Regions from separate parts of the Homo sapiens genome. Here regions 1, 2, 3, 4 and 6 are each linked to region 5. Evidence: read pairs that join two places in POLR2A ChIA-PET (ENCODE). Cell type or tissue: CD4-positive, alpha-beta T cell. All regions are shown on one strand.

Region 1 (4,000 bases), 120 kb after region 5:
CAGGTGGCAGTGCAGATGGAGAGAAGTGGAGGAATCACGGACGTTTCTGGAAGTAGAGCTAACAAGACCAGCTGGTGGATTCTTTAGAGGAGACACAGGGTAGTGGGGATAGGAGGAGTCAACATTTTAGGCTCATGGCCCTCCTTAACAAGAGTGGATGCTTTTCCTCCCCTCTTTATTTTCTCTTCATATCCTCTCTCTACTCTGCTTTCTTTTCATCTCTAAACCTATCCATTTTTCTTTTCTTCTTCTTCTTCTTTTTTTTTTTTTTTTTTTTTGAGGCCGAGTCTCACTCTGTTGCCTAGGTTGGAGTGCAGTGGCGAGATCTCAGCTCACTGCAACCTCCACCTCCCAGGTTCAAGCAATTCTCCTGCCTCAGCCTCCCGAGTAGCTGGGACTACAGGCACTCACTACCACACCCGGCTAATTTTTTTTTTTTTGTATTTTTAGTAGAGACATGGTTTCACCATATTGGTCAGGCTGACCTTGAACTCCTGAACTCAGGTGATCCACCCACCTCAGCCTCCCAAAGTGCTGAATTACAAGCATATGCCTGGCCTTTTCTTTCTTTAAAAAAAAAAAATAGAAAAACGGGTCTCGCTATGTTGCCCAGGCTGGTCTTCAACTCCAAGGCTCAAACAATCTTCCCACCTCGGCCTCCTAAAGTGCTGGGATTACAAGTATGAACCACCACTCCTGGCCTCCATTTTCACAGAAGACTCACACCCCCCTCCCCCATTTGGGGGCACCTTCCTTTTCTGTTCTTTTCAGTCCTAAGAATCTTCCTTCACTGAATCTCTGGCTCCTGCTGGGTATATATCCAACAGTACATATTGGATGGATTTCTCTTTTGATGGCTGTGTTGTGGCTCCCCTACTAGGGATCAATTCTTTAAGGGTAGGTGGGACAGAATGGCATGTTAGCTATGGGCACTGTCAGAATCTCATTTTTTAGTGCTGTCAGACAAGTGGCTGACTTATCTGAGCCTCAACTTGAGCTAAAAAAAAAAAAACGGGGAGGGATTGTATAATTACGTAGATAATGTATATAAAGTGCTTAGGACTGTGCCTGGCACATTAGTAAGACTTCAAGGAATGATAGCTGTGGCTATTACAGTTGTCCCTCACTATCTGTGAGGGATTGGTTCCAGGAATGCGCCCCAACCCATATCAAAATCCATGGATGCTCAAGTCCCTGAAATGGTGTCATATTTGCATATAACCTACACACAGCCTCTCAAATACTTTAAATCATCTCTAGATTACTTTTTTTTTTTTTTGAGACGGAGTCTCGCACTGTCACCCAGACTGGAGTGCAGCAGCGCGATCTCGGCTCACTGCAACCTACACCTCCTAGGTTCAAGCGATTCTCCTGCCTCAGCCTCCCTAGTAGCTGGGAGTACAGGCGTGTGCCACCATAGCCAGCTAATTTTTGTATTTTTAGTAGAGACGGGGTTTCACAATGTTGGCCAGGATAGTCTCGATCTCTTGAACTCGTGATCCGCCTGCCTCGGCCTCCCAAAGTGCTGGGATTACAGGCCTGAGCCACCGACACACGGCCTAGATTACTTATAATACCTAATACAATGTAAATTGCTATGTAAATAATTGTTATACTGTATCACTTGGGGAATAATGACAAGGGGGAAAAGTCCATGCATATTCAGTACAAACTCAACCATCCCTGCCTTCAATATTTTCCATACTCAATTCCACCTTCAATATTTTCCATACTGATTGTTGGATCCACTAAGGCAGAACCCAGGAACATGGAACTCACAGATACAGAAGGCCAACTATATTTGTTTTGATTTGTTTTTTTGAGATAGAGTCTTGCTCTTTTGCCCAGGTTGGAGTGCAGTGGTGCCATCTCTGCTCACTGCAACCTCCACCTCCCAGGTTCAAGCGATTCTCCAGCCTCAGCCTCAAGAGTAGCAGCTGGGATTACAGGCGCGTGCCACCATGCCCAGCTACTTTTTGTATTTTTTAGTAGAGACGGGGTTTCGCCATGTTGGCCAGACTGGTCTCAAACTCCTGACCTCAGGTGATCCGCCCACCTTGGCCTCCCGAAGTGCTGAGATTATAGGCGTGAGCCACCACGCCCCACCCCAACTGTATTTGCAAGGCATTTGTGCTACTTGTAGCTATGACTTTGACCAAGTTGTTTTCCCACTTTGAGTCTCAGTTTGCACATCTGTAAAATGGGATGTGGTTAGCATTCAGCTCTAAGATTCTTGGTACTTTTGTTATACTTGTTAACACTTTAATCCACTTTAAATAACGTTACCCAAAACCCATGTGATATGGTTTATTCTTCGTAATGTTGTACCGCCCTCTATTGGAGATACTCTGCCAGCATTTGTCGGAGCCTTAAATCAGCAGATGCTTAAATGAAGGCCCAGGCCTCCTAATTTATATTCTGAAAACAATCTCTCCTTAAGTAACATCTCTTCCCCCGTAGCTATGGGTTATTTTTACAAAAACAAACTTTGTTTTTGCATTTTAAAATTCTGTCCTCATTTTATTCCTTTTCTGAGGACCTTGTCAAAGTTCAAGGATTTTATAAATTAACATTTATTTTGACATAATTTTAGATTTACAGAAAAATACTACAAGAATATTACAAGAATAACAGTATATCCTTCACCCAAATTACCCAAATGTTAACATTTTACTGACTGCATTTGCTTGATCAATTTCTCTCTCCACACACATACAGGCATACATATGTATGTAATATGTTCATATTCTTTTTTTTTTTTTTGAGATGGAGTCTAGCTCTTGTTGCCCAGGCTGGAGTGCAATGGCGCGACCTCAGCTCACCAACCTCTGCCTCCCGGGTTCAAGTGATTCTCCTGCCTCAGCCTCCCGGGTAGCTGGGAGGAGGGTTGATCGGGAGAAACCGCCTTAGTTCACTTCTCTTCTGTTCCTGCGAGTGGCACCATCCCAGGTCTGTTCTGTCCCAGAAGAGGACTGCCACTGCGTTGTTCATTAGACTCAGGTGACACAGACAGTTCAGGACAACCCAGTGGTAAAATCATGGTTTTTTTTTTAATCCATTCCTTGGGCCGGGCTCGGTGGCTCATGCCTGTAATCTCAGCACTTTGAGGGGCCGAGACGGGCAGATCACAAGATCAGGAGTTGGAGACCAGCCTGGCCAACTTGGTGAAACCCCATCTCTATTAAAAATACAAAAATTAGCATGGCATGTGCCACCATGTCTGTAGGGATGGGGTTTCTTTCTCTATATTGGTCAGGCTGGTTTCGAACTTCCTACCTCAGGTGATCTGCCCGCCTTGGCCTCCCAAAGTGCTGGGATTACAGGCGTGAGCTACTGCACCTGGCCAAATCTGGGTTTTCTTTCTTTTTTTTTTTTGAGATGGAGTTTTCCTTTTGTTGCCCAGGCTGGAGTGCAATGGCACGATCTCAGCTCACTGCAACCTCCGCTCCCGGGTTCCAGCGATTCTCCTGCCTCAGCCTCCTGAGTAGCTGGGATTACAGGCATGCGCCACCATGCCCTGCTAATTTTGTATTTTTAGTAGAGATGGGGTTTCTCCATGTTGGTCAGGCTGGTCTTGAACTTCTGACCTCAGGTGATCTGCCCACCTCAGTCCCTCAGTCTCCCAAAGTGCTGGGATTACAGGCGGGAGCCACCGTGCCCAGCCCTTTTTTTTTTTTTTTTTTTTTTGAGACGGAGTCTCACTCTTGTTACCCAGGCTGGAGTGCAATGGTGGGATCTCTGCTCACTGCAATCTCCACCTTCTGGGTTCAAGCGATTCAAGCGATTCTCCTGCCTCAGCCTCCTGAGGAGCTGGGATTACAAGCATGCGCTGCCACACCCAGCTAATTTTTGTATTTTTTGTAGAGATGAGGTTTCACCATGTTGGCCAGGATGGTCTTGATCTCCTGACCTAGTGATCCATCTGCCTCGGCCTCCCAAAGTGCTGGGATTACAGATGTGAGCCACCGCGCCTGACTGGAATCTGGGGTATTTTTATAAT
Region 2 (4,000 bases), 75 kb after region 5:
AGGAAAACTGCTTTGTCACATTGCCTAAAACATACACACAAACCAAAACTACTGTGCAAAACTGCTATGAGAATGGGAGGAGTCAGACACTGCAACTAGCAAAGTCCTCATGTTGGAATCATCTCTGACCGTCCTTCCTGTCTTAGAAAAGGGGAATGAGATGCCAGTTCAAAAATTGCTTTTCCGGGCCTACTAAGCACTGAGCCTTCCGGCATCTCAGCTTTCCAGCTTCCACACCCGCCCTTATTAATGTCCAAACAGAGCTGTGTCTTTTCCATGACTTGTCCATTTGTTTAACCTGGTATAGTTGATTCCATTTTATAACACACACATAAGCACATACACACACAATCCAGGCCTCAAAAAACCAGTCAGCTCTTAGGAAGGTAGTCACATACTTGTTTCCTAAACAAACTTCAGAAATATCTCAAATTGATTCAACTTTGAAAAATTCCATTCACACCCACCATTTTGAGAAGACACAGTGATACGTCCCTATCATTAAAAGTAAGATCAAAGTGAAAACACGGGAAAAAAAAAAATAGCACTTTGAAAATATGAGGCCCAGGCCGGTGACCCAGGTTCCCATCTTGTCTTCTCTAATACCTTGCTGGGTGACCTCAGCCTGCTCCCTGTCTTCTCTGGACATCAATATCCTCATCTAAGAGCTCTGAGGGGTTTCAGCTGTCTTGAAAGTCTGGTCCAGCTCAAAAATGCACTGATTCCCTGAAATATCCATTATCAAAATGAACTGCTGAATGTGGATTTTGAAGATGCTTCTTCTGGGAGCCTTTTAGACTTCCTATTTCATAATGTGTCCAAAAAAAAAAGAAATAAGAGAGTCCTTTTGAGGTTCTACAGAACAAACCATAGAGGAAGGAAATATCTAAATACAGGACAAGTGTAGAGTGGCAATATGCTAATGAAATACAAGGAAGGATTGAGCAAGCAATAAATTTACCCAAGAAACTTTTTGCTGATTGAGAACACAGCTAGCAACCACTATGGCTGGAGCAAAAATAAATAAATTTTATATATATATAATTTAAAATTTTTTTGCTGAAGCAAAAAAAAAATTACATATATTATACATTTAAAAATAAATGAAGCTTTAAGTTTGGGGGTTTTCTGTTTTTTGTGGTTTTTGTTTTAGCATAAACTTTTGATACAAGAAATCTTCAAATACAAGGCTTTTTTAACTTCAGACACTGCTTCCCTGAATTTCCTTACATGGACAGGGAGAAGACAGCCCCCACAGGCACTGTACCTTAATAATGAGAATCCCATGTGGAAACCCTTAATATTTACAAAGTTCTTTTAGACATTGGCCAGTGGAAGCCCCTCAAACAATTCCATTGGGCAGAGGGTGCTATACTCATTCTACAGATGCGGTTAACTGAGGGTAGAGAAGCCTGAAGAGCAAGTCCAGCCCTGTGGCCCGGCCCTGGAGCCAGTCTCCTGACATCTACTCCCAGGTTCTCTGCAGGAGGTCACATTGCCTTCTGGCCCCCAGGAGAGCCTGTGCAGAACCTGCTGGGGAAACTGCGAGGAGAGACCCTTGGGTGCCGAGGGTCACGCAGCCCCCAGGCCCCAGCCCCCTTCTCCTACAGCCTGCTAGGCGGCATTGCTGCCCCAGGGTGATGCTTCTGCTCTCTCCTGTATTCGCGCTGGAGAAGTTTTCCCTGAAACCAGGTTCCATCCCCAGCCAATAACTCATTTCCTCAGAGATGGTGTCTGTATAAAACAAGCAAGATGGTCATTTGCAGAAACGCACAGCAAGGCAGCCCTAGACCGCTTCCCCTGCGGGTTCAAACCCCAACAGGCTCCAGAGGCTAAGAGGACGTGCCCGCTGGCTCAGCTCCCATGGCACGGGCTGGGTGCTCCGCTATTTCACTTCTCTCCCTCAGTTCCCCATCTGTGAAATGGGAATGCCCCTTCAGCTGCTCTGCCTCAGCCCCTATGGAAATGCCAGGAAGGGGAAAGGTCGGTCACCAAAACGCCAGGGACAGCATTATCTGAAAAGTGAAGCCAGAAAAGAGGGTGAGGGTGGGGTGGGGAGGGGGAGCCAGCGCCCACAAAGCACGAATTAAACACCCATGAAATCAAGCACGACGCCAAGAGGGCCGGCTGCCTTGAGAAAAGCCAGCGTGCGGCCACCTTTTCCCCGGCCTGGGAACTTTCCCCAGGAACAGGGCCCTCGGCCCGGAGTCCCGCGCCTCGCCCAGGGCCCCACTGCCCAGCGCCTGGCCCTGCCCTGTCGCCCCCGCCGCCCCTCGGGCCCCTGCAGGCCGGGTCGGAGGTCTGTCGGCAAAGGCTCAGCCAGGCCGCCCGGCTCTGCGTCCCCAGACCTCCGCAAACACGCCCCCTCCGGCCGCCTCCGGCTAGGAAGCCGGGCCCGTGCCCGCCAGATGTGCCCAGCGCCGGGAAGAGCCGGGCCAGGGACGGCCTGGAGCCCGCGCGGAGGCTTTCCCCGGGAGGCTCGGGCACCGCGGCACCCGGATCCCGCCTCTCTCCCCCGATCCTGGGCAGCCGGAAAAGGGATCGATCGCCGGCGTGCGAGGCCGGCCGGGGTCCCCGCAAGTCGCCTTCCGGGGATCCGGGGATCCGGACCCCCGCCCCCTTCCCCGGAACCCCCCGGGGGGGTACGCTCGGGCAGGTGCAGTCAATGCCAGTCCCGCCCCAGCCTCCTGCCCCCCGCCCGAGCCCACCCGGCGCTTACCTGGCCCAGGCGCAGCAGCAGCAGCAGCAGCGGCAGCGCCCAGCGCAGCCCGGGCGAGCGCGGAGGCAGCCGCGCCTCCCGCGCCGCCGGCTTCATGCCCCGCGCGCCCTGGAACGTGCCCCGGACGCGCGAATCGGGCCCCGCCGTGCGCCCGAGCCCGGGCACCGTCGTCGCCGCCTCCTGCCGTCTCCTTCGCCTCCTCCTCCGCCAGCCGGTCCGCCTCGTCCCCGCTCCGCCCGCCCCGGGCTTCCCCGGAGACATGGCAGCGGCGGCGGCGGCCGCGGCCACACGCCGGAGCCTAGCGCGGCTGCCGCGGGGGGGCCGCGTCCCTGAGCGCGCAGGGGCTTCGCGGGGCGGAGCGAGCGGCGCCCACCCCCAGCGCGCGGCTACCCGGTCCCGGCTCCCGCGGCTGCTCCCGCTGCCTCCTCCGCGCGTCATGCGGCTGGGGCTGCTGCAGGGAGCCGCGGCGAGCGCTCGGCCCCCTCCCTTCCCCTCCCCCTCTGAATATTCATCGCTTCCTCCCGCCCCGGCCGGCCCGGCGGCTGCGGAGCTCCGCAGCCCCTCGCCGCCGCCCGCCGCTGCCCCCGCCCCCTCCGAGCCGGCCGCGGATCCCCTCCCGCGGGCAGAGGAAGCGCTCCCGCCTCGCCCGCCCCTCCGCCCAGCCCTCCCACATTCCTGGGACTTGGAGCCCGGGACCAGGCTCCGTGGCTCTAGCGCCTCGAGCCGGCACCCCTCAGGACGGGCTCCCCAGCCTCACACCAGGTCCACGGCGCCGGGTTCGGGTGGGCAGAGGTTGACCGAGACCCCTACTGAGAGCGCAGCCAAGCCTGATTGTAGACAGCAACCCGGCGAAGGCGCGTTTGACCTGGCCCTGGGTGGGCTTGGGGGTGCGTGAACCCCGAAATTGTAGAAGGCACGCTGTACATTGTGTTCTGTCCCCCAGCCCCCGAGCGCCGGCCAGGGAGGCAGAGAGCCCAGTACAAGCCAGTCCAGGGATTAGAACCCCAGCTGTGGCATATGGTGGACGGGGCTCTGCTGGTAGTACCAGCCCTGTGAACTCTGGAGACGCATTTCTCCTCTCTGGCCGACCCCACCCACCCTCCTCTCCTCCCGTGTGAAATAAAGATCGTACTAGGACGTGTGGAGAGAGAGGTCCACTGCATTCGCGATTAAACGAGACAGTAGTTAGTAAAGTCCTAAACACCTAGCCTGACACATCGTGGGACTCCACATACATTAGCTCTTCTGGAAGCTTTCATCACGTTGTTAAAGAGGTCAATG
Region 3 (4,000 bases), 55 kb after region 5:
GATCGTGCCACAGCACTCCAGCCTGGGAGACAAGCAAAACTCTGTCTCAAGTAAATAACTCAATAAATAAATTTAAAATCTTTTTTTTTTAATGATAATACCCAGTGCTGGGACGGACATAATGAAACAGGCAATCTCATATGTTCTAATAGCAATGTAAACAATGAATTCCTTTTGGAACGTTATTAGGCAAGTGGTATGTGTCTAATACCAGAAAGATATCTGGAAATTAATCCTGAAGAAAGAATTTCTGCTTTACAGAAAATGCTGTATTCATGAAGATATTGGTCCTTGCACCACTTGTAATGGTGAAAAATTGGCTACTGCTTAAATCTCTAAATACGAAAAAGGCTAAATGAATTATAGTACATCCATTTCATGCAGTATTCTGTAGCTATTAAACATCATGGTTAATATCATCCATGTATTAACATGGAAAAAATAAAAAGTTCTCTTTATTTAGCCTTTCAGCATTAAAGGACCTGAAACGGTCCCTGCTCTGTGAATATAATTATCTTAAATAAGAAGCCACTTGGAATACATTGTACTTGTAACTATTTTGAAATTATAATAGTTTTGTGATGGGGGGGATAAAGGGCTTTTTTTTTTCCTTTCTCTAGTTTCTACATTTCTTTTAATGTTGTTATACCACTGTTACCTAACTAGGAAAAAATAAATTTTTTTAAATGACCAAGCTCATTTTGAAGCTGCTCGGTGTCACATAAACACTGAGGCCTGCCTGCCTCAACTAAAGCAGCCACTTGAAATGCAGCTCCAGCTGCTCATTCTTCTGTTTATCAAAACAGGGCAAAGCCGCCCAGGAAACTCGCCTCAGCAAGGTGACCTGACCTCAGGCCCATCACAGTCACAAATCTGCATTTCCAATAAAAAATAATCACAACGAAGAAAAGCACCCAGGTAACCAGTTATGGAAAAGCAAAGGATTGATGAGTTGGGGGTGACAGGACAGTGAATTACTGTTTTTGTTTTTTTGTTTTCTTGGGGTTTTTATACTGATCATAGTCACAATGCCTAGCACAAAGTGCTCAATAAGGATTTGAAGCAGAAAATGTTTCAAATGGGAAAATGCACTCATTTACCCATTTTAAAAATTTAAGGGAGTGAGGCTAGGCATGGTGGCTCATGCCTGTAATCCCAGCATTTTGGGAGGCCGAGGTGGGCAGATCAGTTGAGGTCAGGAGTTCCAGACCATCCTGGCCAACATGGTGAAACCCCATCTCTACTAAAAACACAAAAACTAGCCAGGTGTGGCGGCAGCCTCCTGTAATCCCAGCTACTCGGGAGGCTGAGGCACAAGAATCACTTGAACCCGGGAAGCAGAGGTTGCAGTGAGCTGAGATGGCGCCACCGCACTCCAGCCTGGGTGACAGAGCGAGACTCTGTCTCAAAAAAAAAAAAAAAAAAATTTAAATAGGAAAATGCACTCATTTGCCCATTTAAAAAATTTAAGGGAGTGCCCACACTTCCTGAGCACCAAGGCCCAAAACACCATGCACACCCCCGGCCTGAAAAGTTGTACTCCCTTAGTTCTCATCAACAGAAGCTGTGTTTGGAAGTGAGCAGGCAGGAAATTGGTACTTTTGTCACCAACTTGAACAACAAAACAGTCAGAAAACTTAAATGTCACCAGGAGAGTAAATGTCAAAGTGGGAGGGGTAACTACGGTTTACCAAGTGTCTGCACCACTACCTGTTCCGGGGCCTGTGGGCATGATTTCATAAAGTCCTACCTAACACTCTGACTCTGGCAGCAAGCAGCCTAGGCTTGAACTCTGACTCTCAACTGATTGGCTGTGTGGCCTCAGGCTGGTTGCTTAGCTTCTCTGCATCTCATTTTCCTCTCCTGTAAAATGAAAGCAAGAAGAGAAGAGACCTACCTCATTAGGGTGTCATGAGGATTCACTCAGCCAATACACACAAAGCACTGGGTACAGTGTCTGGCAGAAGCACAGCATCTGTCAGTTACTTATTAGTATTGTGCTTACATTTTGCAGCCAAGAAAAACTGAACCTCACAGAGGTTAGTAATGTCCCAAGATCACACAGCTTAGTAAGAGGAAGTGCTGGGATTCAAACCCAAATCAAAGGATCTGTGCTCTTTTCACCAGAGCTAAACCCCACCTGCAGGATTATTATGATCCCCACCCCAAACACACACACACACACACACACACACACACACACACACACACACTTTGGGGCTGTCACTGCAAAAGGTAAGAATATTATGAGATAATAAGAAGTGATATGGGGCCAGGTACAATGGCTCATGCCTGTAATCTCACCACTTTGGGATGCCAAGGCAGGCAGATCACTTAAGTCCAGGAGTTCAAGACCAGCCTGGCAAACATGGTGAAACCTTGTTTCTACGAAAACACAAAAACTAGCTAGGTGTAATGGCACATGCCTGTAGTCCCAACTACTGGGGAGGCTGAGGACCGAGAATTGCTTGAACCTGGGAGGCAGAGGTTGCAGTAAACCAAGATCACCACTGTACTCGAGCCTGGGCGACAGAGTGAGACTCTGTCTCAAAATTTAAAAAAAAAAAAAAAAAAAAAAAATTATATGGGACTGGAAGAGGAGGTCCAGTCCATTGTAACCTGTGGATAATACCAGCTCCATGTCAGGGTGGTTCTTTCAATTCATTCACCAAGCAAGCATGCTTTTGAGGCACGCTCTGTCCTACACATAAGGAAATCAGACATAGGGGGTCCCACTCCCCTGAACTCATAATCCAAGAGGTGGGGAGACAGACAGAAATGAGTAGGTGATAAGGATGGGAGGAAATGAAGGAGGATGATGGGATAGAGGGGCCTGAGTGATAAGAAGGAGCGAGGAGGATAGTACCAGGCCCTGAGGGAGAGGGGCGGGGTAGGTTCAAGTGTCTGTTGTACTAGAGCCAGGTGACTGTAGTCTGTGAACAGGGAGTGGGTAGCCAGGATGAGGTCGGAGGGTGGAGGGGAGGGAGGGGTCTGATCATCCTGATCTAAGGTTCAGAGTCTTGCAGACCACTGTTTGGGTTTATACTAACAGCGATATGAAGCCATGTAGGCTTTTAAGCAGTGGAATAACACACCTCAATTTACGGGAAAGAAGCAAGCCAGGAGAGGTGGCTTGCACCTATAATCTTAGCACTTTGGGAGGCCAAGACGGGAGGATCGTTTGAGCCCAGGACTTGGAGGCCAGCTGTGGCAACATAGTGAGACCCCCATCTCTACAAAAAAAAAATTTTAAAATTACCCAGGAGAGGTGGCACACATCTGTAGTCCCAGCTACTCAGGCAGGTAAGGTAGGAGGATCGCTTGAGCCCAGGAAGTTGAGGCTGCAATGAGCTGTGATCACACCACTGCACTCCAGCCTGGGCAACAGAACACGACCCTATCTCAAAAAAAAAAAAAAAAAAGGGCCAGGCATACCAGCACTTTGGGAGGCCAAGGCAGGCAGATCAGCTGAGGTGAGGAGGGCAAGACCAGCCTGGCCAACATGGTGAAACCCCATCTCTACTAAAAATACAAAAAATTTAGCCAGCTGTGGTGGCACAAGCCTGTACTCCCAGATACTCAGGAGGCTGAGGCAAGAGAATCACTTGAGCCCAGAAGGCGGAGGTTGCAGTGAGCCGAGATCGCACCACTGCACTCCAGCCTGGGTGACAGAGCGAGACTCTGACTCAAAAAAAAAAAGAAGAATCTCGGCATGAAAGTAAAAGAGACTAGCATATGGGTGGCATTTGATAAAGGCCTTTTCCCCCCTAGTTTTCCTTCTCCTTGTGCCACTAGCCCTACATACCCATAGACAATCATGTTCTCCCTTTCTGGGTCTCTGTTTCCAAAGAGTTTTGGTCTCAGTGGTTCTCAACCCTGGCTACATATTAACAACACATGAGGAGCTTGGAAAATAAAACACCAATGGGGGCAAGAGGTGTCCATACACCCAGATATCCAGAATCCACTGGTCTGGGGAGGGAGCCTCCAACTGGTATTT
Region 4 (4,000 bases), 62 kb after region 5:
TTTTTGGAGATGGAGTTTCATTCTTGTTGCCCAGGCTGAAGTGCAATGGCACAATCTCAGGTCACCACAACCTGTGCCTCCCGGGCTCAAGCACTTCTCCTGCCTCAGCCTCCCGAGTAGCTGGGATTACAGGCATGTGCCACCACACCCTGTTAATTTTTGTATTTTTAGTAGAGACAGGGTTTCACCATGTTGGTCAGGCTGGTCCTGAACTCCTGACCTCGTGATCCGCCCGCCTCAGCCTCCCAAAGTGCTGGGACTACTGGCGTGAGCCACCACGCCTGACCCCCACGTTCCTCTTCTAATGGGACATCCTGAAGTCATGTCATCCACACATGACTTCGATCTCTATGAAATCCCAAATAATTTACAACAGGAAGGCCCACACCCCAACATGATACCATGACATCACTTAATCTGGGTCAGACAGCCTTCTTACCACCTGATAGCTCCAGGATCTAAAATCCAAGACAAAGATACTCTTGTTTTCTGTGGCTCTGGGAATCATTTCACTCCTGCTGCATCAGGGCTCTGAGGATCAAAGGTCAACAAGTCACCCATCCTCACAGAAAGACAGCCTTCCCACCTGTGAGACTGGCCCAAGTCCAGCTGTCCTTCCTGGACTCAGACACGCCCTGTCCTATGTAGACCCTCCCATTCAGCTCCCCTGTGCCTCAAAGGAAGCCCACAACTAGCTGGCAGAGGTTCTGAGCCTCAGTTTCCTTCCCTATACCTACGTCATAGGATTAAATGAGTTAATATGTACAACGTGCTCACAACAGTTGATGATAAATATTCAACCGATGGTAGCTACTATTGTTACTTTTATTATTCAATTTATCTTAAGGCAATCACCAGATTATATGTTCAGAGCTGATCACAAAGTCAACTGAATAGGGCCTATCGTGACAAAAAAAATTTTGAAAACAAACTATAAGACTAATCACAGGACTTATTAGATAAATTAAGGTACCTCCACATAATGGAATGGATGCAACAGCTAACAGTTATACAAAAGAAGAATATTTACTGGCAGGGGGAAACGTTTGCAATATATTGTCAGTCCTTCACAGATTGCCATACATTGACCCTGAGAATAGCAAGGAGCGCTCTCACACCCCCAGAGGGTCTGCAGGGTAGAGATTTCTTTGTTATGTACTGTACTGGTTGAAAAAAAAATCCTGATGCAAATGTGGTATCCAGTCCATAATATGTCCATGTTTGTGGTTTTCAAAAAACATTACAAAATAATTTCTACTGAGCAACAGAGACCCTCCAGCAAGATGCCTGCTTTTTATCCTGTGGCTTCCTGGGGTACCCCTAGGGAGACATCCACCTCAATTGTTTTTTTATTTTATTTATTTATTTATTTATTTTTTTGAGACAGAATCTCACCCTGCAGCCCAAGCTGAAGTGCAGTGGCGCAATCTTGGCTCACTCCGCCTCCAGGACTCAAGCAACCTCCACCTCCAGGGCTCAAGTGATGCTCATGCCTCAGCCTCCCAAACAGCTGGGACCACAAGCGTGCACCACCACTAATTTTTTGTATTTTAGTAGAGACAGGGTTTCACCATGTTGCTCAGGGTGGTCTCTAACTCCTGAGCTCAGGCAATCCGCCTGCCTTGGCCTCCCAAGGTGCTGAGATTACAGGTATGAGCCACGGTGCCCGGCCCACCTCAACTGTTAAAAATTAAAAGATGTAAGTTACAAAGCACATGTAGGAGGTTATCCTATTGTAGTATAAATAGACAGAACATGCATTTAAAAAGACAAAGAAATCGCATCAAAAAGGTACCAGGAGTTAACCTGGATGAGTGGAGATTACAGGTAATTTTGTTTCCTTTTATCTGTATTTTCAATTTTTTTATATTAAAAAAAAAAAAAGGCCAGGCACAGTGGCTCACAACTGTAATCCCAGCACTTTGGGAGACTGCAGCGGGTGGATTGCCGGAGCTCAAGAGTTCACGACCAGCCTGGAAAACATGGTGAAACCCCGTCTCTACTAAAATACAAAAAACTAGCCGGGTGTGGCGGCCTGCACATATAGTCCCAGCTACTCAGGAGGCTGAGGCAGGAGAACTGCTTGAACCCAGGAGGCAGAGGCAGGAGAACTGCTTGAACCCGGGAGGCAGAGCTTGCAGTGGGCCAAGATCCCACCACCGCACTCCAGCCTGGGCAACAGAGCGAGACTGCCTCTCAAAAAAAAAAAAAAATGAACTGTTTGATGGGAATCAAATTAACCTGGGGATCAGGATCCTTCAGCCAGTTGGGCTAACAATCTCCAGAAGGTTCATTCAGGCCCATGCAAATCAGTGCCGGAGCCTAGAGACAGCACAGCCTAGAGCTAGAGGTCAGGCAGGGCTGAGCTGAGTCACCCACTATTCAGACCTCCCTCTTAGAGCCTCAGCTACTGGATGGTGGTCATTAAGTTATCATTTAAACTACAGACGCAGGCTGGGTACGGTGACTCAGCCCTATAGCCCCAGCACTTTGGGAGGCCAAGATGGGAGGATCACTTGAGGTCGGGAGTTCAACACCAGCCTGGCCAACATGATGAAACCCCGTCTCTACTAAAAATACAAAAACTAGCTGGGTGTGGTGGTGCACATCTGTAATCCCAGCTTCTCAGGAGGCTGAGGCAGGAGGATCACTTAAACCCAGGAGGTGGAGGCTGCAGGGAGCCGAGATCGCAACACTGCACTCCAGCCTGGGTGACAGAGTGAGACTCGTCTCAAAAAGAAAACAAACAAACAAATAAACTACAAATGCAGTAGTGTTAGCTCTCTACCAAATCCATTTACCAAAGGAACACACAACGCTGACCCATAGCTTGTTCACTAGGCTGGTCACCCTGAAGTTTCCAGAAAAGCAGCTACTTAAAGGCAGGCCTCCAAAGCTTTCAGTCGGCCCACTTCCCTTCCTGAAGTGCCTCTCGACAATTTGGTTCTTCCTGCTTACCTGCTGCAGGAATGGTTTCCAGCTACACATAGAGACACTGACAATGCATAATTGGGGACTTTATACTGGTTTTTTTTACTGTGTCTGGAAACAGAATCCACCTCCATCCCCCACCAGGCATCTTCCACCATTCCATTCCCTGGAACAGTGACTTCCAGTGTTTTCTGGCAACAGGTGAACCCATGATAAGAAATTCATTTTATATGCAATTTAGTATACACACATACACACCACACACACGTGCGCACATATATAACTGAAATGGACAATACTCACCAGCAAACTCTGGTATTTTTACAATACTTACCAGCAAACTCTGATATTCTACCATTTTTTTAATGCAGGTCATAACTCACTAAATTGATTTTACATCCCAGTTTCAAATACACCGCCTTACAGTATGTAAGTCTATGATTTGGTTTTCCAAACTTTACTTAAGTGTGTATTTTCTGGAACATATCAGATTGGAACCATATATAAATACTAATATTCACAGGACCAAAAACAGTAACTTTATATGGTTCAACCTAATAATTATGTGTGAACCAAACTGGAGGACTCCACTGATTCGCCTCTTATAAGCTAACTCTGAGTAATTCTTAAAAGTGGCCTATACTTGGGCGCGGTGACTCACACCTGTAATTCCAGCACTTTGGGAGGCCAAGGCAGGCAGATCACAAGGTCAGGAGTTCCAGACCAGCCTGGCCAACATGGTGAAACCCTGTCTCTACTAAAAATACAAAAATTAGCTAGGCATGGTGGGCGGGCTCCTGTAATGCCAGCTACTCAGGAGGCTGAGGCACAAGAATCGCTTGAACCCAGAAGGCGGAGGTTACAGTGAGCTGAGATCGCACCACTGCACTCCAGCCTGGGTGACAGGGCGAGACTATGTCTTAAAAAACAAAAAAAAAAAGAGGTGGCCTATACTATGAACGTACATGATTATTATTCTGCAAAAGACAGATGAAACCTGAATTGGACAAGTCAATTACAGCCACTCTGAGTCATACCTTTTTAAATGGCAATAACAATGACAAACTCA
Region 5 (4,000 bases):
GACCCAAGGCTGGGTAAAGTGGCTCACACCCGTAATCCTAGCACTTTAGCAGGCCAAGGCAGGAGGATCGCTTGAGGCCAGGAGTTCTCAAGACCAACCTGGGCAACATAGCGAGATCCCATCTCTACCAAAAAAAAAATTGTTTTAATTAGATGAGTGTGATGGTACACATCTGTAGTCCCAGCTATTCAGGAGGTGGAGGCAGGAGGATTGCTTGAGCCCAAGAGGTCAAGGTGCAGTGAGCTATGATCACACCACTGCACACCAGAGACCCTGTCTCTTTTGGTTTTGGTTTTGTTTTAAAAAAAGGCTGGGTGTGGTAGCTCATGCCTGTAATCCTAGCACTTTGGGAGTCAGAGGCAGGTGGGTCACTTGAGGCCAGTAGTTGAAGACCAGCCTGGTCAACATGGTGAAAGCCTATCTCTACTAAAAATACAAAAATTAGCCAGGCATGGTGGCACATGCCTGTAATCCCAGCTACTCGGGAGGCTGAGGCAGGAGAATCACTTGAACCCGGGAGGCGGAGGCTGCAGCGAGCCGAGATCGTGCCATTGCACTCCAGCCTGGGTGACAGAGCAAGACTTGGTCTCAAAAGAAAAAAAAAAAAAGGCAGGAAGACCCAAAAGTTTTGGGTGTGATCACCTAAAAGGATGAAGCAGTCATGAACTGTGGTGAAGAAAACTGGCTAGAACCATTGGCAGAAGTAGTTTCTTGTTTTGTGGGTGTTTTGCTGGGGTGTTGGGGAGCTTTCTTTAATAGTCATTGTGATCAATATGCTTCTTCCCTACGTCTGGCTTCCAAAAGGAAAGTTTTTTTTCCCTCAAAACTCCAGGCTCCCATCTGCCCCTCCACACAGTTCTCCCCCAGGGCTCAGGAGTGATTTCTCTCACTCAGGTGGTCTGTTCTTCCACCTAGAAGTATTATGGGGGCTACCGCTGCCACCACCTCCACCACCTGCCTCGACCCACGTGAGAAGGCCTCTGGGTACCCAAGGCTGCCCGTGACTGGCCTGGTACATCCACCTAATCTCAGCTTCATATCAGAAAGCTAATGCTGCCCCACAACTAAGCTGCATTCTCCAAGACTGTATCAGGAGTAAAGGTGATATTCTCATCTCCACCTTCTTTACACTGTGCCTCTCTTAAGTGGTTCCGAAATCTGAAAAACAGGTGTGCTGTTTAAACTCCAATCATAAGCACCTCAGGACATTTAAAAGAACAACTAACGTTTACCCAGAGCTTTTATTAGCCCACTGGAACTTCCTAATAACCTAACACAGTCAGTTAATTAGCAAATGATGCCTAAGCACCTATTATTAAGCACTCACAGCCGCGCACCACACCAGGCAATGGGGGGCGGTCTGTATCATTAGCACCATTTTACAGTTGGGAAGGCAATCAGAGTCAGTCACTCTGCGGTAGGCCACACCACCAGGACACGGCATGCAAGCGTGCCACCCAGGTCTTCTGACTCTAAAGTCCCTGCTCTTTTCATATTTATGAGCTGGGTTACCTTGGGCAAGTTACTTAACCTCTCTGTGCCTGAGTTTTGTTTTGTTTTGTTTTGAGACAGAGTTTCGCTCTTGTCGCCCAGAATGGAGTGCTATAGCACAATCTCGGCTCACTGCAACCTCCTCCTCCCGGAGTCAAGCGATTCTCCTGCCTCTGTCTCCTGAGTAGCTGGGATTATAGGCATGCACCACTACACCCAGCTAATTCTTTTGTATTTTAGTAGAGACGGGGTTTCACCATTTTGGCCAGGCTAGTCTCGAACTCCTGACCTCAGATGATCCGCCTACCTCGGCCTCCCAAAGTGCTGGGATTACGGGCATGAGCCACCACACCTGGCTGCCGAGTTTTAGCATCTGTAAAACAGAGATTAGAACAGCACCTACCTTATCGCTTTATTGTGAGGGTTAAATGAGCTAAGTGATGCAAAGTACTTGGAAGAATAGCTGAGGTAGTAAGCACTCAGTGAAACTGTCACCATCATCATTATTAGTGCCACGCCAAACTGCCGCTCTAATAGTTAAGATAATAGCTGCCATTACTAAACATTGTGACAAGAACTGTATACTAAATGCTTTACACGCAACAACTCACTGAAACCTTACAACAATCTGAGTTTTTGTACCTATTTTACACTCAGGAATCTGACGCTCAGAGAGTGAGGTCAAGTAAACTGGTGAGAGCTCACACAACTAAGAGGGATCAAAGTCAGGATCTGAACTAGGGTCTTATGGATTATCTGGCTGAAACGTATTTACTGCATCAAGTAAAGCAATTATGTGTGCGTCTAACTTCTATTCAGATGTTAAAAATGCATACAGAATCAAGGGCACCTCCTTGATAAACAAAGCTGCTTTTGAGGCACCTTCGCCCAAAAGTACAAAAGAGGAAAAAAGCTCCACAATGCGTGTTAACTTTATCCACAGTGTGTGATACTAATCATCCCAGACCACATCCTACACGCACCACAACCTGAAAACCCACTTCCTCCCCAGAACACACCCCAGGGAGCACAAAAGTCAACATTCAGCTCCGGCTTCTCTGAGAACACCTTGTATATTGACCTATGCATGCCAGCAAGTAACCGAGCTGGAAAAAACATTCTCCCAAAGCCTGGAAAGGGATCAGAGTGCTTTGGGTTGAAATGCATCGCGTTTTCAGCACTGCTTATTGCTCCCAGCACTCGCAGAGCTGAGCCAAGCAAGCTAGCAGCGTCCTGCTGGATCCTGAGGTCAGTGACCAGAACGAGAGACAGGCTAGCCCAGTGGCCTTTTCTGGACCCAACTTCAGGGATCTACCTTCCTCACCTGACCCTGAAGCCCCAGGGTGGAATGGGACCCTCGTGCCCCCAGGACTGCACAGGGATGTCTGTCAGTATGCCTTGGAAGCTAGCCTGCCTTAAAGTATGGAACCTAGAGACGCTTCTGAGAATGTGGAGTAGAGGGTGGCACTGCTCTTCACTTGTCAGTCATAAGACCAGCCCTCAAGGCCAGAACTTACCAGAAACATAGAGAGGATATGACTGTCACACTGGTGGAGGTGAGGAGGAAAGAGGCCAAGAATGAAAAGCAAAAGGTTGACTGGATGTTAACCTCAGAGATCTGGCGGGAGATTTGGGGCCTTTCAGACCCCAAGGATTACTGTTGCATCAAAAGTTCCCATGCTTGCAGGCATTCAGCCAGGCAAAAATGCAGCCTGCTGCCACCAAAAGAATCCATATTCCCTGAATGCATGGTGAGTCCTGGCCACTTTGGAGGGTCATCTTTTGAGGGCCTACCATGTGCCAGGCACCATGCTAGGGGCTTTATTTATTTTTTTTTTATTTAGAGATGGGATCTCACTGCATCACCCAAACTGGAGTGCAGTGGCGCAATCACAGCTCATTGCAGTCTCAACCTCCCTGGCTCAAGTAATCCTCTCACCTTAGCCACCCAAGTAGCTGGGATTACAAGCATGCACCACTATGCCTGGCTAATTTTTGCATGTTTTATAGAGACAGGGTTTCACCATGTTTGCCCAGGCTGGTCTTGAACTCCTAGACTCAAGCAATCTGCCTGCCTCAGGCTCCCAAAGTGCTGGGATTACAGGCGTGAGCCACCATGCCTGGCTGCCAGCGGCTTTATATACCCCCCTTCAGTTACTCCTTCCAAACACCCTGTGAGAATGGGGACTGGCCCTTTAAAAAAAAAAAAAAGAAAGAAAGGAAAAAAATGAGGAAATTAACACTCAGAGGAGTTAAATAACTTGTTCTCATATAAAACAGACTCCGTGGTAGGACAGAATTAAAACCTACTCTAACTTACAGCTCATGCTCAACTTTTTTTCATAAAAGGGAATCCCGGGGGCCACACTGTGAGAGGCCTGGCGTACATCAGGGACTACAAGTCCGTGGGCAAGACCACAGAGAGGGCAAACAAGCGGTGAAATGAAATGAGACAGGAATCAGAAGATGATGTGCTTCTAACTAGGTGGGCAAGTCACTTCACCTTTCC
Region 6 (4,000 bases), 54 kb before region 5:
GAGGCGTGAGCTCCTATGGCCAAGAGCTCAGGCACTGAAGGAGAACCTTGGCCACACTGGCTGCTTTATCTTGAATTCATTACTAGTCTCCTAGAGTCTCTGTTCAGGGAGGTGCAGCAGAGACCACTCTTGACCCCCAAACTCCATTCCCCCATTTTCCCTTCATCATACTCCTGGAGATTTTTGGCCCTGTATATGCATAGCTGTTGGGAACAAAGACCACATTTCCCAGCCTCCCATGCAGCTAGATGTTGCATGTGACTAACTTCTGTCAAACAGAGTGTGACCAGACGTTCTGTCTGACTTCTAGCAAGTGTCCTTAAAGGGTGGAGCACAACCTTCTGCCCTTCCTCCTTCTTATAGCTGTAGTGTGGATGCGATGACTGGATCTCATGCTGCCTGGCTCTAGAACCAACACTGTGGCAGTGGCTGCAGCTTCCTGATCCCAGGATCACAGCTCAGAACATTCACCGCTGGATCCAGCAACTACAGCAGGGACTTCCTGATTCCTCCCTCTCTGCTTGCTGTCTATGACCAAGGTGGTGACTCTCTAGGGGGTCAGTTCTGCAGCCTTAGTCTGGGAGTAATTTCTCAGGGCCAGGCCTAAAGCCTCCTCCCCAGCTGTTATGAGCTGACTTGTGCTCCGCCACCCCCAAATTCATATGTTGAAGTCCTAACCCCCAAGACCTTGATCTTATTACAGCAGCCCTGGCAAACTAATACAGCGGCCCTTCCAATGACTCTGTAAACTCTCACTTCCCAGGGTAAATCCTTTCAGTTAAAATAGCTCATGATTTCTGTTTCCCGCAATTCTACTACCTACGGTAGATGTTTGAATAGAAGTGTTCTTCTGCAGCAGTGATTCAAGCCTGTACAAGGTACCCACCAGTTTATTTATTAAACTAATTAACAGGAAGAAAAACCAACGGCAGTACTCTTCCCATTGTTTGCACAGGCTCTAATTACCATTATTAATTGAGATTTGCTTTATTAGAAGATTTCAGCAAGATCTGCCCATATATGCTTCCATGAGTACAATCTAATTATTTTATCTCACAAACTGAGATTTTACCAATCAGGAAAAAAAAAGTTCCCAAATTTTGGGGAGAAACAAAAACCATGGTTTTTTTTTTTTTTCCTAAAAGGTACATTTTTTAAAAAACTACCAACTACTATTATTTTTAATTTTTTTTTTTTTTTTTTTTTTTTGAGATGGAGTTTCACTCTTGTTGCCCAGGCTGGAGTGCAATGGAGTGATCTCGGCTCACTGCAGCCTCCACCTCTCAGGCTCAAGCGATTCTCCTGCCTCAGCCTCCCAAGTAGCTGGGATTACAGGTGCATGCCACCACACCTGGCTAATTTTTTTGGTATTTTTAGTACAGATGGTGTTTCACCATGTTGGCCAAGCTGTTCTCGAACTCCTGAATTCAGGTGATCCACCTGCCTCAGCCTCCCAAAGTGCTGGGATTACAGGCATGAGCCACCAGGCCCGGCCTTCAATTCTTATAGAAATGTTTTATGACCAAAAAATTAGTAAGGACATAATCCAGGGATGGATGGTGCTTTCAACTGAATATATTTAAGCTTCCTTAAAAAACTTCTAGTCATATCCTTATTTTTCTCATTTTATTACCAGGGAATGAACCAGCACTGTCAGCAGTTGGGACTCAGCCCTGTGCATGAAAGCAAAACATGCGGGAGTCCAGGTCTCATTTTCCAAAGGTTATGACGATCTTCCACCCCATTCTTTAAATGTAGCAATGTAGCAACAAAAGGGCAATGTAGCAACACAAGAAAATACTTAAAGGATAACAGCACATAAACAATATACAAATAATGTATTACAATTTCAACTAAGTTAAATCGCCCACAGATGAGGCTAGAAAAAAATTACAGAAAATATAAATTTTCATCATGATTGCACAATTAATTAAAATTTTTTCTTTCATTTGTTGTTTCCACCCTCACTCCTACTTCTAAAGAAAAATTGGGGCCGGGCGTGGTGGCTCGCGCCTGTAATCCCAGCGCTTTGGGAGGCCAAGGCGGGCGGATCACCTGAGGTCAGGAGTTCAAGACCAACATGGGGAAGCCCCGTCTCTACTAAAAATACAAAAAATTAGCCGGACATGGTGGCACGTGCCTGTAATCCCAGCTACTTGCTAGGCTGAGGCAGGAGAATCACTTGAACCCGGGAGGCGGAGGTTGCAGTGAGCCGAGATGGCACCACTGCACTCCAGCCTGGGCTACAGAGCGAGGCTCCAACTCAAAAAAAAAGAAAAGAAAAAGAAAAAGAAAAATTGGAAACCGAGCAGGTTTTAATAAATTAGCATTTCACATTGCTGTTAATGTTGCTGTGTGTCCATTAGGGGGCAGTAGCGAACAACACAAGAATAGAGAGGAAAAGGGTACTCACTGCCACCTGCGCACAGGATCTGAAACAGAAAAAGAAAACGGAAGTCAGCAGATTCATTCAGCCATGGAAAATGCAAATCAGAAATAAAGCAGTTGAGGATTTAATAATGGGGGTGGGGTGGTAAGAAGCACATTAAGCAAAGGTCTGCTGGTCAGGGTTAGGCCGTCTTGGGACATTAAACACAGGGAATCATTGCAACCTCGGGGTCAATTACAAAGGATTAACTGGGTTATGTGGGGGCTGGCGGCTGCTGACTCCCAGTGCCCAGTGTTTCTCCCCAGACACATCCCCCCACCTCCAGCCCTCTCCCCGGAGCAACTCCCCAGGTCAGCACCTCCCTCCACCCACTGTGCGATGAGCTGAAGCAGAAGGACACAGAAGCAGAGACCAGATTGTCAGGGCCAAAAAAAGGGGGTTGGGTGGGGGGGATACCAAGCCCAGCACACCCCTTCCCCAGACCCATTTCCCAGTCCTGACAGCACAGTGGAAACCAGAAATCCACTGTGTTTGGGATTTTCATTGTACAAAAATTCATCTTCTTCTTTCCATCAGTAGGTGGCAGTAAAAATTTTTAATCACATGTCAAGCAGCTTTGGGAAGAATTAATGCTTGACACACAAGAGGCCTTAAAGGTTTAGCTGACAGTGTCAGCTGGGGAGGGGAGCAGCCCTCAAGGATATTCATTGTGATCCATAATTGTTTCCCTATACTTTAAAAATCTAAAGTGATTCAAGGTTGTACACTCTATTGTTTCACAAACACACCTTTTTGGTGAATAAGATTTTTTTTTTTAAGTAGGATCGTCACGAAGAATAAAATAATCAAAAAGGACCCTGGTGGAAAAAACCGTCCTCCTACTTTCCATGACACTTAGAATAAAATTCAAACTCAGCCACAGCCCACTAGCCCCTCTGGTCTCACTGCCCCCTCACATTCTCGAAACTGATTCTCCCCTAGAGCCTTTACATATTTATTCCCTCCCACAAACACACTCTGCCCAGACCTTTTCATGGCCTGCCCAAAACGCCACCTCCTCAGCAAGTCCTTCTCCGAGCAGCCATGGAAACCAACACCCCTCACTCTCTGTCCATCACTGACTCCTCCAACCACACTGTGTGCTCCATGAGAACAGAGATCTTGTCTGTGCCCCATGCCTAGAATGGTGGACCCAGTAGGCACTCAATAAACGGCACAGGAAGGAAAGAACGAGCCCAGAGGGGGAAAGTCTTGCCCCCAGGTCCTCCAATTCTCAAACTTCCCATTCCCACCTTCCACCCTACCATCAACTCCTTCGCGCCTCAGGCCTACCCTTTTTCAGCTCATCTTCCTCCTCCAGCCCCTGCCCTTTAATCTAGGCTGAGCCTCAATCCACAGTCTAGGATGGATCATAGGAGAGAGGCAGAAAAAAGAGAAGTCAATAGCTAGGCAAGTCGCACAGGGCAGCAAACATTTTTTTGCCCAGTAAGGGGAAAGATTAAAGTAAAAGCACTGTGGGAGGCTATACTTGCAAACGCATTCTGAGGATAAAAAGGAACTCTAACTTACTAAGCACCTACTATGTAACAGACACTGTGCTGGGCTTTCTAC

What was found. Peaks named below come from ENCODE experiments on the same cell type or tissue, not always from the same donor. Only the 100,000 strongest peaks of a DNase experiment are listed, where the experiment ranks them.
Region 1: POLR2A ChIA-PET joins it to region 5 with 12 read pairs; 14 of 35 experiments call an interaction of 5 or more read pairs at or near these places.
Region 2: POLR2A ChIA-PET joins it to region 5 with 41 read pairs; 18 of 35 experiments call an interaction of 5 or more read pairs at or near these places.
Region 3: POLR2A ChIA-PET joins it to region 5 with 125 read pairs; 16 of 35 experiments call an interaction of 5 or more read pairs at or near these places.
Region 4: POLR2A ChIA-PET joins it to region 5 with 10 read pairs; 17 of 35 experiments call an interaction of 5 or more read pairs at or near these places.
Region 6: POLR2A ChIA-PET joins it to region 5 with 49 read pairs; 12 of 35 experiments call an interaction of 5 or more read pairs at or near these places.

What each region holds. Positions count from the first base shown.
Region 1 is chr11:47,932,959-47,936,958 of GRCh38, reverse strand. No RefSeq gene overlaps it. Among named protein-coding and RNA genes, the nearest start is that of PTPRJ, 46 kb to the left of the region's middle. In CD4-positive, alpha-beta T cell, a CTCF peak has its summit at 2,338 (motif pointing left); a DNase peak (open chromatin) is centred at 2,328.
Region 2 is chr11:47,979,728-47,983,727 of GRCh38, reverse strand. PTPRJ (protein tyrosine phosphatase receptor type J) reads right to left here and starts at 3,169. Exons shown (of 25, transcript NM_002843.4): 1 at 2,720-3,169. The coding sequence starts at 2,815. RefSeq lists silencers at 2,139-2,568, 2,669-3,258. In CD4-positive, alpha-beta T cell, a CTCF peak has its summit at 2,296; DNase peaks (open chromatin) are centred at 97, 1,897, 2,387 and 2,997; H3K4me3 peaks cover 3,356 bases.
Region 3 is chr11:47,999,563-48,003,562 of GRCh38, reverse strand. All of the region lies in intron 1 of PTPRJ (protein tyrosine phosphatase receptor type J), which reads right to left. Among named protein-coding and RNA genes, the nearest start is that of PTPRJ, 21 kb to the right of the region's middle. In CD4-positive, alpha-beta T cell, no CTCF peak of the experiment used is centred here; DNase peaks (open chromatin) are centred at 816 and 1,772; H3K4me3 peaks cover 1,500 bases; H3K27ac peaks cover 4,000 bases.
Region 4 is chr11:47,992,045-47,996,044 of GRCh38, reverse strand. All of the region lies in intron 1 of PTPRJ (protein tyrosine phosphatase receptor type J), which reads right to left. Among named protein-coding and RNA genes, the nearest start is that of PTPRJ, 13 kb to the right of the region's middle. RefSeq lists a silencer at 2,270-2,485. In CD4-positive, alpha-beta T cell, no CTCF peak of the experiment used is centred here; a DNase peak (open chromatin) is centred at 2,393.
Region 5 is chr11:48,054,520-48,058,519 of GRCh38, reverse strand. All of the region lies in intron 1 of PTPRJ (protein tyrosine phosphatase receptor type J), which reads right to left. Among named protein-coding and RNA genes, the nearest start is that of MIR3161, 40 kb to the left of the region's middle. RefSeq lists an enhancer at 1,694-2,195. In CD4-positive, alpha-beta T cell, no CTCF peak of the experiment used is centred here; DNase peaks (open chromatin) are centred at 2,479 and 3,029; H3K4me3 peaks cover 1,059 bases; H3K27ac peaks cover 1,211 bases.
Region 6 is chr11:48,108,490-48,112,489 of GRCh38, reverse strand. PTPRJ (protein tyrosine phosphatase receptor type J) reads right to left here. Exons shown (of 25, transcript NM_002843.4): 2 at 2,414-2,432. Among named protein-coding and RNA genes, the nearest start is that of MIR3161, 14 kb to the right of the region's middle. In CD4-positive, alpha-beta T cell, CTCF peaks have their summits at 2,131 and 2,332 (motif pointing right); DNase peaks (open chromatin) are centred at 2,389 and 2,979; H3K4me3 peaks cover 828 bases; H3K27ac peaks cover 824 bases.